Regions from separate parts of the Homo sapiens genome. Here regions 2 and 3 are each linked to region 1. Evidence: chromatin contacts called from ENCODE Hi-C or POLR2A ChIA-PET data. All regions are on one chromosome and are shown on one strand. The core of a region is the stretch at or near the end of the contact, and the rest is flanking DNA. Distances in the headings are between cores, read along the strand shown. Region 1 overlaps OOEP-AS1 (OOEP antisense RNA 1). Region 2 has its middle 63 kb from the start of EEF1A1-AS1. Region 3 overlaps KCNQ5 (potassium voltage-gated channel subfamily Q member 5).

What was found. Hi-C counts contacts between places; a loop is a spot of excess contacts on that map. ChIA-PET counts read pairs that join two places held with the same protein, here RNA polymerase II (POLR2A). Pooled maps may share reads with other maps.
Region 2: a loop to region 1 is called in a pooled map, with 2.8 times the contacts of the local background. The contact joins two enhancer-like sites. A Hi-C loop is called at or near these places in 6 of 50 pooled maps. POLR2A ChIA-PET finds 5 or more read pairs at or near these places in 4 of 52 experiments (CD8-positive, alpha-beta memory T cell, OCI-LY7, activated CD4-positive, alpha-beta T cell and 1 more).
Region 3: a map of MCF 10A shows a loop between it and region 1 (10-fold over the local background). The contact joins two enhancer-like sites. A Hi-C loop is called at or near these places in 2 of 168 maps with a recorded cell type or tissue (MCF 10A and mammary epithelial cell) and 9 of 50 pooled maps. POLR2A ChIA-PET finds 5 or more read pairs at or near these places in 1 of 52 experiments (activated naive CD4-positive, alpha-beta T cell).

Annotation. Positions count from the first base shown.
Region 1 is chr6:73,386,428-73,390,865 of GRCh38, forward strand. It overlaps OOEP-AS1 (OOEP antisense RNA 1), which reads left to right. Exons shown (of 2, transcript NR_174946.1): 2 at 1,210-1,290. It also overlaps a transcript of OOEP not described here. Among named protein-coding and RNA genes, the nearest start is that of DDX43, 6.2 kb to the right of the region's middle. Within about 2 kb of position 2,829, at least 24 of the 41 ENCODE cell types and tissues checked have a DNase peak (open chromatin) inside an H3K27ac peak, as active enhancers do.
Region 2 is chr6:73,583,854-73,588,654 of GRCh38, forward strand. No RefSeq gene overlaps it. Among named protein-coding and RNA genes, the nearest start is that of EEF1A1-AS1, 63 kb to the left of the region's middle. Within about 2 kb of position 1,843, at least 32 of the 41 ENCODE cell types and tissues checked have a DNase peak (open chromatin) inside an H3K27ac peak, as active enhancers do.
Region 3 is chr6:73,178,835-73,183,612 of GRCh38, forward strand. The region is part of intron 11 of KCNQ5 (potassium voltage-gated channel subfamily Q member 5); the gene reads left to right. Among named protein-coding and RNA genes, the nearest start is that of KCNQ5-AS1, 38 kb to the left of the region's middle. Within about 2 kb of position 2,022, at least 3 of the 41 ENCODE cell types and tissues checked have a DNase peak (open chromatin) inside an H3K27ac peak, as active enhancers do.

The DNA.
Region 1 (4,438 bases), core at 1,579-4,078:
AATCCACCAAAAAATAAACAAACAAATAGAATGAATGAGTTCAGTAAGGTTGCAGAATACAAAATCAATATACACAAAGTCTAAATACTTTTACAAGTTTAGTAAGTGTATAATTTGAAAACTACAAAACCTTGATGAAAGAATTAAAGATGTAAATAAATGGAGAGTTATTTCATTCATGGACTAGAAGACTCAGAAGATGAATTTAGACCCTTACCTCACGACATACACAAAAATTAACTTGAAAAAGAACTGCAGCCGGGCGCGGTGGCTCATGCCTGTAATCCCAGCACTTTTGGAGGCCAAGGCGGGTGGATCACCTGAGGTCATGAGTTCAGGACCAGCATGGCCAACGTGGTGAAACCCTGTCTCTATTAAAAATACAAAAAAATTAGCCAGGCATGGTGGCAGGCGCCTGTAATCCCAGCTACTCGGGATGCTGAGGCAGGAGAATCACTTGAACCCGGGAGGCGGAGGTTGCAGTGAGCCGAGATCATGCCATTGCAGTCCAGCCTGAGCCACAAGAGTTAAGGGCAAAATTCCATCTCAGAAAAAAAAAAAAAAAAAAAAAAAAAAGAACAGCAGAGCTCAATGAAAGGGCTAAAACCAAAACTCTTAGCAGAAAACAGAAAAGTAAACCCTTCATGCTCACGGCTTAAAATATCTTTGTTTATATATGTATATATATACATATATGTATATTTTAAACAATGTAAAATGCAAAAGTGGTTTTAAAAATTAGTAAGTCAGAGTCCATCAAAATTCAAAACTTTGGAAGTATTAAGAAAGCAAAAATAACCACCAGGCATGGTGGCTCACACCTGTAATCCCAGCACTTTGGGAGGCCGAGGTGGGTGGATAACTTGAGGTCAGGAGTTTGAGACCAGTGTGGCCAACATGGTGAAACCCAGTCTCTACCAAAAATACAAGAAAAAAATTAGCCGGGTGTGGTGGCAGGTGCCTTTAATCCCGGCTACTTGGGAAGCCAAGGCAGGAGAATCGCTTGAACATGGGAGGCGGAGGTTGCAGTGAGCCGAGATAGCACCACTGCACTCCAGCCTGAGTGACAAGAGCAAAACTCCATCTCAAAAACAAAATAAAATAATATAAAAATAAAATCAGTGCTGGATTAATGTGAGTATTCATGTTTATATAATTATTTATTCTATTGATTGATTGATTGAGACGGAGTCTCACTCTGTCTCCCAGGCTGGAGTGTAGTGGCGTGGTGTTGGCTCACTGCAACCTCCACCTCCTGGGTTCAAATGATTCTCCTGCCTCAGCCTCCCGAGTAGCTGGGACTACAGGTACGTGCCACCAAGCCTGGCTAATTTTTTGTATTAATGTTTATATAATTTGAGGGTAAAAACAGACCCTTCTAAATCATGGCTCCAAAGGCTGCCACCATAAGGGAACGATGATAGTTCTGACAACATTAGAATTTTATTTTACTTATTCTGAGACAGGGTCTTGCTCTGTTGCCCATGCTGGAGTGCAGTAGCGCAATCTGGGCTGACCTGCAACTTCCGCCTCCTGTGTTCCAGCGATTCTCATGCCTCAGTGCCTCAGCCATCCGATTACCTGGGACGACAGGCATGCGGCACCACACCAAGCTAATTTTTGTATTTTCAGTAGAGACAGATTTCGCCATGTTGGCCAGGCTGGTGCCAAACTCCTGATCTCAGGTGATCTGTCCGCCTCGGCCTCCCAAAGTGCTGGGATTACAGGCGTGAGACACCGCACTGGGCCTGACAACAATGGAATTAAAATTTCTTTTCGTGAGAAAAAAAATCCTTATGCCTCCCCCTCCCCCAAAGTGAAATGAAAATACAAATTATAAACAGCGAAGAATGTATAACAAAAAATTATATGTCTAACAACATGGATGTTTATTATAAAATTTAAGGGGAAAAGTCAGAGTGCAAAATTGAATAGTAAAATCTCAAAAGTTTGCCTAGAAGAAAACTCAGAAGGACCAAATTTATCTCTGGGTAATACTTTTATTTTTATTTTTCCAAATGTATGCAGTGAACACGTTAATTCTAAGATCATCTTAAAGCCAAAGTTATTTATCCTAATGCCAGTAACCGTAGCTTTTTTCTTGAAAAAGGGATGGCAGCTGGAGGCTGGAATCCCCTTCCTCCTGGGAACTGCACCCATGGGTTCCTGAGAGGCAAAGTGGCAGAACAGAAAATGCTCAGCTTTGGCATCACCTCCACTTGGGTTCCCAAGTACTGGGCTCCTCTGACTTCGGTTTCTTCATCGTGAAATGGGGATACCCACATCCATCTCACAGGAGTTTTCTAAGAATTAAATGAGTCTGGCAGGTTGTAAGTGCCCAGTATAAGATATTGCCACCTTCTCTAGTCCAGGTGGTAAGTGAAAACTTAAGGAGCGGATTTTCCAAAATCAGCGCCTGCTGCTCCGAGAGCCAAGGGTGCGGTGTTTGCTGCCTCCTTGTGGGAGAGTGTGGCTCCTTGCCTGGCGGAGTCGGAGGAATAAGTTCTCGGAGGGTAGAGGGACCGTTCCTTCTCCTAGCTCCGCCAAACCCACATTGGGGGTACTCGCTCAGGGATCCCGCAGCGGTGCAAATGCGAAGCCGCGACGCGAGCTGGAACCTGGGGCGGTGCTCTGGCGCGTCGCTATCCAGGGGAGCTACGTCGAGACGGCAGGCCACTTAGCACCAATGCAGACCCGGGAGCTTTGAGGAAGCCAGAGGCTTCGGACAGAAGAAACCGCCTGGCAGGCGGAGGAGAAAGGCCAGGGCTTCCCTCCTGAGGTTGAGGCTTGCCGGAGGGAAATGGCACCGAGGACCTGGGGCGACTGATTCAGCTTCTACCCCAGGAGCAGAAGTCCCCGCCCTACTCCGGAACTGGCGGTCAACTCCCTCAGGTCACACCCGAGGCAAAAATGCAAGCTTGTGGAAATTTTCTGCCTTCAGGTCAAAATTGGGCGTGAACTCCACCTTTTTATCTTTTTTTTTGGTGGGGAAAAGTAGGTGGTAGAACGAACTTGAAAGGCCCGCAGGCATATCCAATTTCTACTTGCTTAGTGAATGGTTTTCTAACCAAGTTGGGATTTAGGATAATAGATTCCACCGCTTTTTATCGCAAAAGGCTTAGGCTTAGGCTGTCACAGGTCTAAAAAAGCAACTCATTTTGCTCTATGTTGTGAAAAAATTTAAAATAACAGAACTCATAGGTGGGAATTGAACAATGAGAACACATGGACACAGGAAGGGGAACATCACACACCGGGGACTGTTGTGGGGTGGGGGGAGGGGGGAAGGGATAGCATTAGGAGATATACCTAATGTTAAATGACGAGTTAATGGGTGCAGCACACCAACATGGCACATGTATACATATGTAACAAACCTGCACGTTGTGCACATGTACCATAAAACTTAAAGTATAATAATAAATAAAATACAGAACTAAAAATATTCGTGTTACCTGGAATTACCGTTTTAGATATCTTTCCTCACCACGTGAGAACACAGTATCAAAATGTTAAATCCGCCGGGCGCAGATCACTTGAGGCCAGGAGTTAGAGACCAGCCTGGTTGGCATAGTGAAACCCGGTCTCTACTGAAACTACAAAAATTAGCCAGGTGTGTGGCGCACCTGTGGTCCCAGCAGCTCAGGAAGCTGAGGGAGGAGAATCACTTGAATCCGGGAGGCAGAGGTTGTGCTGAGCCCAGATCCCGCCACTGCACTCCAGCCTGGCCCACAGGGAAAGAAAAAAAGAAATAAGAAAAAAAAGTTATTTACTAATCCACTGCCCAAACTCAAGGACATAGCTGATCCAATTAAAAACAAAACAAAAATGAAAAGCTTGACAGACACAAAATTCCCTTTTTAGACTTTATCTTTTAGAACAATTTTAGGTTCACAGCAAGTATTGTCGTCTCTTGGGATTTTGGGGGTATTGGTCCCAGGCCCTCCAAAGATACTTAATACCAGGGTTGCTCAAATTCTTTACGTAAAATGGCATAGTATTTGCATATAACCTATGCAGAGCTTCCCTTATACTTTAAATCATCTCTGGATTACCTGTAATACCTAATACTAGGTAAATAGTTATTCTACTTTATTATTTTGCTTTTTTTGTTTTATTTTTATGAGGTTTGATCTTATTTGTTACCCAAAAACTTTTTTTTTTTTTTTTTGAGACGGAGTTTCGTTCTTGTCGCCTGGAGTGTGATGGTGCGATCTCGGGTCACTGCAACCTCCGCCTCCCAGGTTCAGGCAATTCTCCTGCCTCAGCCTCTCACGTAGCTGGAGCTATAAGCATGCACCACCATGCCCAGCTAATTTTTTTTTTCTTTTTTTTTCTTTTTTTTGTATTTTTAGTAGAGAGGGGGGTATCGCCATGTTGGCCAGGCTGGTCTCGAACTCCTGACCTCAGGTAATCTGCCTGCCTTGGCCTCCCAAAG
Region 2 (4,801 bases), core at 593-3,092, 200 kb after region 1:
CCCTAGTAGCTGGGATTACAGGCGCCCACCACTACGCCCGGCTAATTTTTGTATTTTTAGTAGAGACAGGGTTTCACCATGTTGGCCAGGCTGGGTTCGAACTCCTGACCTCAGGTGATCCACCTGCCTTGGCCTCCCTAAGTGCTGGGATTACAGGCGTGAGCCACTGTGTCTGGCCTTCTTTTTTTTTTTTTTCTTTACACATTTTTTCTTTCTTTTCTTTGTTTTATTTTATTGTTTTATAGAGGAGAGGGTCTCACTATGTTGCCCAGGCTGGTCTTGAACTCCGAGGCTTAAGTGTCAGCCTCCCAAAATGCTAGGATTGCAGATGTTACAGATGGGAGCCACCACACCCAGCCTGAAATATCTTCTTAGTGTTAAAAAAAAAAAAAAAAAGAGAGAAGTGCATTATAATAGATATTGTAGGCCGGGCGCAGTGGCTCACGTCTGTAATCCCAGCACTTTGAGAGGCCGAGGTGGATGGATCATGAGTTCAGGAGTTGAAGAATAACCTGGCCAAGATGGTGAAACCCGGTCTCTACTAAAAATACAGGCTGGGCTCGGTGGCTTACGCCTGTAATCCCAGCACTTTGGGAGGCCGAGGCGGGTGGATTACGAGGTCAGGAGATCGAGACCATCCTGGCTAACACGGTGAAACCCCGTCTCTACTAAAAATACAAAAAAATTAGCCAGGCGTGGTGGTGGGCACCTGTAGTCCCAGCTACTCGGGAGGCTGAGGCAGGAGAATGGCATGAACCCGGGAGACGGAGCTTGCAGTGAGCCGAGATGGCACCACTGCACTCCAGCCTGGGCAACAGAGCAAGACTCTGTCTCAAAAAAAAGAAAAATAAATAAATAAATAAAAATACAAAAAAATTAGCAAGGTATGGTGGTGGGCGCCTGTAATCCCAGATATTGGGGAGGCTGAGGCAGAGAATTGCTTGAACCCAGGAGGCCAAGGTTGCAGTGAGCTGAGATCGTGCCACTGCATTCCAGCCTGGGTGACAGAGCAAGACTCTGTCTCAAAAAAAAAAAAAAATTAGATCTTATATGGGTGATTTATTCAATATACAGACTTGAATTTCCTCTAACAGCATTCATTACTTCATACAAAACAGTTCTTTTTTTTTTTTTTTTTTTTTTCTGAGATGGAGTCTTGCTCTATTGCCCAGGCTGGAATACGGTGGTATCATCTCGGCTCCCTGCAACCTCCACCTCCCGAGTTCAAGTGATTCTCCTGCCTCAGCCTCCTGAGTAGCTAGGACTACAGGCTCACGCCACCATGCCCAGCTAATTTTTGTATTTTTAGTAGAGACGGGGTTTCACTATGTTGGTCTGGCTGATCTCAAACTCCTGATCTTAATGATTCTCCCGCCTTGGTCTCCCAAAGTGCTGGGACTATAAGCATGAGCCACCATGCCCAGCCCAAAACAATTCTTAAGCATTAAAAAGATCAGACTCTTTATCCTTTCCAGATCACTTTTAATATCAACAAAACTTCTGGGGAAAGTTCAAGTTTCAGACTGTAGAGTGAAGGCTATAAAACGTGCTTAACACAAGGGGCTATTTGTAGTGCTCTAAAGCATGATTGGGACCAGGATGCACACTTGATCGGAGAGGTGATAACACTGTTGGACATGTTAGCGTATTTCAGTTGTTTCTGACAGTGAGAGTGCTTAAGAAAAAGATTTAATACAATATATATGTATAATCCTACCCCTCTACCAAAGTCTAGACGATTATGGACTGAGAATGTGTATGAGGAAACTGATAGTTTCAATAGTTTTTTAGCTCAGTTGGGCAAAAGTGGCTTCTCACTCAAGCACAGGACTGGCAGTGATGTAACACTTCTAAGTTTCCGCCTCCCCCAACATCAAGATAAAGTGAAAGTAAACAGGCACTTGGAAAATTACTAGTGTTCTTCCTCCTCCAGGCACATAAGAAAAGGGGGCAGAAAATTCCTTACATTTCATTTCTTTTCAGTATTGCTTATGCTCACAGCTTTCCTTTGCACAGCTCCTAGAAATAATTTTCTATATTATCCTTTGAGAGTAAAAACTTTTATAATTGGCTTTTCTGCTTATGGTTGCTCTAAAAGGCAGAGGCATCTGAAAAGGCTTTGTGATCCATCTTAATTTACATGTCTATGAGAAAGATAATTTATTCTTTAACTGAAATTAAACATTTACCCCATGTCTCTTCTTCTGAGGCAGTAACATGCTTTTACTGAGAGGAACCAGGCCATTTCCTATAGTGGTCTTCCTGCCTTCACATTTAAATGTTACATCAGTCTTTTTCTGTTTGGGGGAATTTCTCTCTCTCTCTTTTCTTTTTTGTGAGACAGCGTCTGGCTCTGTCACCCAGGCTGGAGGGCAGTGGTATGATCTTGGCTCACTGAAGCCTTGACCACTTGGGCTCAAGCTATCCTCCCACCTCAACCTCCTGAGTAGCTGAGACCACAGGCATGCACCACCATGGCTGGCTTTTTTGTTTGTTTGTTTTGTTTTTGTGATAGCTTTGGTCCCAATATTTGGGGGAATTTTATTTTGAACATCCAGAGGGGAGATAAGATAATCTACTCTGCAACAAAGTCTAAACTCAGATATCTCTATTTCTGATTTCCTGAAAACGAAACAAAGGCTGAAGTAAGAAAGACATTACCATGGCTAATACAAACTGCTGTCTTCAGCGTTTGTCTCAAGTTCTTTCATAAACTGGACTCTCAAGGTCAGTTGGCACGCTTCTTCCCCATTGGATTTGCTTGTTGGGTGGATAATAATGCTTTTACATGAGAGGTTTTGAAGGCTGGAGCTTATAAACAAAAACGCTTGATAAATAAAAATGTGAGCTGCAGGAGAAAAGGGACTTGGCTTATTTCTTTTTTTTTTTCCACTTCCATGTCGTCGTGCAAAAAGCAATGCCTGGTACATAGTGGATGCTCAGTAAATACTTGTTGAATAACTGGGAGAAGTATTTTGCATATACAAAACTAAGCTACTCTCAAATACTTTCAAAACTATTTGCTAATAATTACCATTTATAACTTATTTTGATGTTAGCATATTTATTCATTAAAAGCTTGCACTACTGTTGACCTGGAGCCTTATTGAAAAAAAAAATTGAAAAGCAGTCGGCACATTTATTTAATTTTTTGGGTCAGCAGAAAACATATGAAAAAAACAATATATGAGATCAAAAATTTCTATTTATTGGCCAGGTGCTGTGGCTCACGCCTGTAATCCCAGCACTTTGGGAGGCCTTTGTGGGCGGATCACATGAGGTCAGGAGTTCGAGACCAGCCTGGCCAACATGGTAAGCCTCGTCTCAACTAAAAATACAAAAAGTAGCCGGGCATGGTGGCAGGCACCTGTAATCCCAGCTATTTGGGAAGCTGAAGCAGGAGAATCTCTTGAACCCGGGAGGTGGAGGTTGCAGTGAGCCAAGATCGTGCCACTGCACTCCAGTATGGGCAACAAAAGCGAAACTCCATCTCAAAAAAAAAATTATGTATTTATTTATTATTTTTTGAGACAGGGTCTTGCTCTGTTGCCCAGGCTGGAGTGGCTTGGTGTGAACATGGCTCACTGTGGCCTCAACCTCCTGGGCTCAAGTGATCCTCCCACCTCAGCCTCCTGAGTAGCTGGGACCACAGGTCTGTGCCAGCACACCTGGCTAAGTTTTTAGAAAATTTTTTGTAGAGATGGGGTCTTGCCTTGTTGTGCAGTCTGGTATTGAATTCCTGGGCTCAAGCAATCCTCCTGCCCTCAGCCTCATAAAGTGTTGGGATAACAGGTGTGAGCCTTTGTGCCTGGTCAAAAATATCAATTTTTAGTCTATTTAACTAAAGGGTTGTTATTTAATAAGCATCCTAAGTGAACTAAGCACATGTTGTTATGAGTGAGACCATGCTGAGATGAATGGAATGAACCCTGCCTTCAAGATGTTTGTGATGAATCTATTCCTGGGACAGACACAGACATGTGTTCATTAAGTATTATAAAGAAAGAGGGCCGGGTGCAGTGGCTCACGGGAGGCTGAGGCTGGCGGATTGCCTGAGCTCAGGGGTTCGAGGCCAGCCTGGGCAACAGGCTCTACTAAAAATTTAGTATTTTAGTCTCTACTAAAAATACAAAAAATTAGCTGGATGTGGCGGCATGGACCTGTGGTCCCAGCTATTCGGGAGGCTGAGGCAGGAGAATTTCTTGAACCTGGGAGGCAGAGGTTGCAGTGAGTGGAGATTATACCACTGCACTACAGCCTGGGCAACAGAGCAAGACTCTGTCTCCAAAAAAAAAAAAAAGGAGGAAGGGGATCAAGGAGTCAAGGAGTCAGAAGGAGCTCCAGGGAGGGAAAGGGCTGTGTCAGATGCATCTTTGTATCCTTGTTGCCTAGCAAAGGGTAGATACTTAGTATTCGCTGAATGAATGAAGAAATTCTCTCTTCCACATAATTGAGCCTAAATCCTTGAGTTTAAAATAAAGGGAAACCCCAAAATAAATAAATAATGTGGCACTTTAGTAGGTTAAAGGGAGACACCACATCTAGATCAGGGAGGGTGGAAGAAATTAGGGGTCATGAAGGAGGTGGCAAGGTTGAGGAGAGACCTTCCAGACCCAGGGAAGGAAATTAATAAAGGTATGAAGAGGAAAGGGAAGATGGAGAGAAGGCATGGGGAAGTGAAGCAGCCAGATCGCTGCAACAAGGCATGGCTCCCACCATAAGATAAGGGTAGGGTAGGCTGAACCTAAGGGTGAGGAGGGCACAGCTGCTGGGTGGGAGAGTTTACTGGGTAGGCCCAGGG
Region 3 (4,778 bases), core at 772-3,271, 210 kb before region 1:
ATCTATATTGTTGAATTATGTTTATGTATTAACAAGAAAACAACATTAAAAAGTATTCTAAATAACTAACACATATGCCTTCAATAGTGACCCAAATTATCAAGCTCTGCAGCCCTAGTTGTCTGCTGGATTTGTCCCGTGATCAATTTCGAGTGAGGGCTGCCTCAGGGGAAATTCTGTGATCAAAAGGCTCTGGGTCACCTGAAGGATGAGCCTTGGGGTCCGTGCTTTTAAGACAGATAAATGCTGTATTTCTCATGGAGAGTCAGAAATCAGAAGATAGAATTTTCCAAACTGGAAGAGGGAGTATTTCAGTCTGTTTTCTGATGTTTATAACAATATCTGAAACTGAGTAATTTATAAGGATGAATTTATTTCTTACAGTTATGGAGGCTGGGAGGTCCAAGGTGGGCAGGTGTATCTGGTGAGGGCCTTCTTGTTGGTGGGGACTCTCTGTGGCACCCTGAGGCAGCACAGGGCATCACATAGCAAGCAGAGTGAGCATGCTAAGTGCTAACTTAGGTCTCTCTTCCACTTCTTATAAAACCACCAGTTCCTCTCTCATGATAACTCATTAATCCATTAACCCATTAATCCATAATTTATTCATACAGCCAGAGTCCTCATGATCTAATCACCTCTTAAAAGTTCCACCCCTCAATACTGCCACATTAGGCATAAAATTTCAACATGAATTTCGGAGGGGGCATTCAAACCATAACAGAGGGATGTGGAATGCATGTCGGTAGTGTAAATTAACCCAAATAACCAACATAAAGTGAGGGGTTAAGGGGGAGAAACCCACATCCACCCCACAAACATAAGATCTGCAATCACAAGGGGGCCATTCAGCAACCTTCAGAAACTTAATAATATCCCCATAAATGAGGGTGCAGAGTAGGTAAAGCACTGTCATCTCCTCCAGAAATCATTTCTGATCACCTCTACCAGTCTGGGTTAAACACCCCTCTTCTGCATTCCCATATCAACCTGGGCTTCCCACCACCTTGCACATCACAAAGTGAATTTTAACTGTCTGCCTACTTGTCTGTCTGCCCTACTAGACTGAAAGTGCCCAAGCAATAGGATTTGTTTCTTCATTGCTGTATCCCTGGCATCTAGCACAGAAGCTGGCATATAATAGGCACTCAATAAATGTTTGATGAATGAATGAATGAATGAATGAATGGACAAATTCTCGAGTCCCACTCATCAGGCATCACTAGGGGAGGCAGCCACATGGAGCTTATCTAGAGAGCTCCAAGCTCTGGACAAATGAAACTCTCAAATCCTATCAGAGCTCACAGTCGCAGCAACCATTGTCTTGCACCATGCTTGTAGAGAGGAAGAGACCAAGGACCAAATGATCATTGTCATCACGTAGGAGGCTTCTTTAACTCTGCCAGCGCCCAGCAGTTAACAGTTCAGAGCCTAACACAATACTCAGCACAACGTCATAGGTACTCAATGAATATTCATTGAAAGAATGAATGAATCAGTCACTTTAGCACTTCCTTTCCCTTCCAAGGTAATCCTTTGAAAAATTAATGGAACTTCTTAACTACTTCTTGCATGAAACTTCAGACCTCACTCAAGGACGGGGAAGCATTTCAGTTCTGATTAGAGGTCTGACACCAAGGCACACTAATGCCATGTCAATGGGTCTGACATGTGCGACTTAGAAGATTTTGCAAGCTGGCATGAATCATGATCACTTCTTTGCATGAGAGCAGGGATTGTTCCACCCCCAACACACTCCACCACCACATGCCACCATCACCCCAATCCTGTCTCTACTCCAGTGGCTCTCAACCTTGGCCACACATTAGCATCACCTGAAAAGTTTTATAAAATCTTTGGACCATGCCCTGGAACAATTAAAACAGAATTTCTGGAGGTAGGACCCAGGCATTTTTTAAAGCTCCCTAGGTGATTCCAAAGAGCAGCCAAGCTTGGGAAGTACTGCTGTCTTGACAGTCAATCAAACTGCCTCTTCAGTTCACAGTTGGCTGAGCCCTCTCCGCCCTTGCACATGGTTTGGCTGCTGGCTGGGTCCGTCCATCTGTTTGGCGGTGGCAGCAGTCACTGCTGCTTCTGTTTTCTCATCGTTCTTATCTCTGCATATTCATATGCAATATTTTTACCCTAATTTAGAGGATTGGAATAAGACTTTTGTAAGATTTTAGAACTCATGGCAGCACAACAAATGCACCTACATTTCCTTATAAGTGCACATGTGTTCGTGTGTATATATAGATGTCGTCTACCCAGAGTTTCACTTTGCTTTAGTTATTTCTTCATGCTCAGAAAATTGTATGAGCAGACTTCAGTTTCAAGAGGAGGTACTAGTTTAGGTTTGTGATGAATCTTTTACACCCTCTAGTGGTACTGCTGGGGCATATCAGTTTTGTGCAATGGGTTTATTAGACTCCTAGTCTCTTCATAACCAACAGCATCAAAGGAGACTAACCTTAGAGGTCTTTTGCTCTTTGCTGCTGTATTAATCCCAGTGATGCAATCTACCCTCATGAAGAAAAGAAGCAGATGAGTATGTAACTTATTCCTCAGCCTTTTGCTGGTCCTCCAAAGGGCTCGTCATAGGTACTTAATGAATATTCATGAAAGAAAGGATGAATCAGTCACTTCAGCACTCCCTTTCTCTTCTAAGGTAATCCTTTGAAAAATTAGTAGAACTTCTTAACTACTTCTTGCATGAAACTTTAGACCTCTCTCAAAGAAGGAGAGACATAGTAAAAACAGGACATTCACTTAGCAAAAGTGTATTGAACACTTACTATGTGCCAGGCACATGTGAGTAAAAACAATCATATCATATCAAAGTGTCTTTTTCATTGTTGTTATTTTGTGTTAAAGTATGAAGATCTTAATGTTAAGACAATAGAGGAACCTTATGATTAAGAGCTCAAAGCTGGAGCCAAACTGGTTCACGTCCTAATTCCACAATTACTGGATGTTTAACATCAGGCAAGTTACTTAACCTCTCTGTGCCTCAGTTTCTTTATCTGCAAAACAGGGATGGCAATAGTACCCTTATCATAGGATTATACTATAAAGTGCTATCTAATATTATCATTTTAATCATTAAATGTATCTTAAAGGTCCTAATTTAACTCTAGAATGATTTGCCCAGAAATTCCTTTCTAGTAGGAAATACACAAGTCATATCAAACTTCTTTTGTAAGCATGTAAGAGGCCACCAAGGTCTTCTGCTTCTTCCCCAGGCCAGTTCATGGGCTTTCATTTATTCTTGGCTTCAGGGCATTTTCTCTTAGCTCTTCTTATCTAAACCAGGGGTCAGCAAACTATAGCCAGGGGATCAAAATCTAACCCAAGGGGCTTGTTTTTATAAATAAAGTTTTATTGAAATGTAGTTACACTCATTCATTTATTTATTGTCCTATGGCTGCTCGCATGCTACAGTGGCTGACTTGAGTAGTTTCAGCAAAGACCATACAACCCACAAAGCATAAGATATTTACTACCTGGCCCTTTATAGAAGAAGCTTTCTGGCCCTTGTCTAGACTCTGAGTCGCTCTGGGCTTGCTCCCAGCTGTGTTTAGAGAGTAAGACACAGAAGGTCTGGGCTAGCCTATGTGAGAACTAAGCATGAAACCAGGTTTCACTCTTCTACCTGCCAACAAGGACTCCCCTACTCCTCTGGTCTCCCCTCCACCCCCTCATCCTGTAGTTAAAGCCCTTAGTATATGAAATGCAAGTCTTAGAAAAAAAATTGAAGAATTGAAAGACCTTTTGAATTCGTAGTTGATACCTACTTTGGGACATTTTCCTCAATTTTCAGCACCCACATATTTTTTCCTGGTGTCTAGAATTATTGAACTCTGAGCTTCCTTGCTCCCTGCAAGTAACAAGATAATGGCCTACTCTCTCCTCTTATCAAAGGCTAATTGGGTAGCTTTTTGCTCATGATATACGTTGGGAATATATTACATATATTTGCTGGAAAATATACCCTGTAAAGCAAAACTAACAGACTCCAATGAGACTGATGTATATATCCTACAAATGAGGTAAAGTAAGCAGACAGCCCCTAAAATTTGTGATAAAAGGGAAAACATTACAATTACTGGAGGTAGGTAACCCATATTAGCCATGGACTGATTCCCAGAAGGGACCTTATGAGAGAATGCAGGTGGCCAGGTTGAAAGGCAGATGTTTTCCAAGTATGGGATCCCCTCTGGAAAGACAAGGACAGAGATGAATAAATGACTAATGTGGCCTTGGATTCATTTGTGTGAGAATGTCAGAGCATACAAGGCAGAGTAGGAGGTCAGATCCATAGACAGCCTAAACATTCTCCTTAATGTTTACAAGGTTGCCTGCCTGGGATTCACTCTGTGTTGCAGCACTGTGAGTGGAATGGTAAAAATGTGAGCCTTGGCATCTGCAGTAACCTTGTTCTTACTAGTTCTGTGACCTTGAACAGGTAACTCAACCTCCTGAGCTTTACTTGACCCAAATGTCAAAGGTGGAAAATTCTTAGAGTTTTAAGTTGACAGAATGCAGGTAAAGTACTTAGCACTGCACCAGCCATCCAGCCAAGCACAACTCTTGGAGACCCACTCAACATTAAGTTGAAGAGAGCAAGATCTATGTCTTGTTCACCTTTGTATCCCCGCCATCCAGCTCTGTGTCCAGCAGATGGATAGTGGGTGCCCAGGTTAAGTTCATTGCATCATAGAGACAGAGGCAGTTCCAGGCATTCCAATGATGACCAGAGAAATAAGAAAATGCTGCAG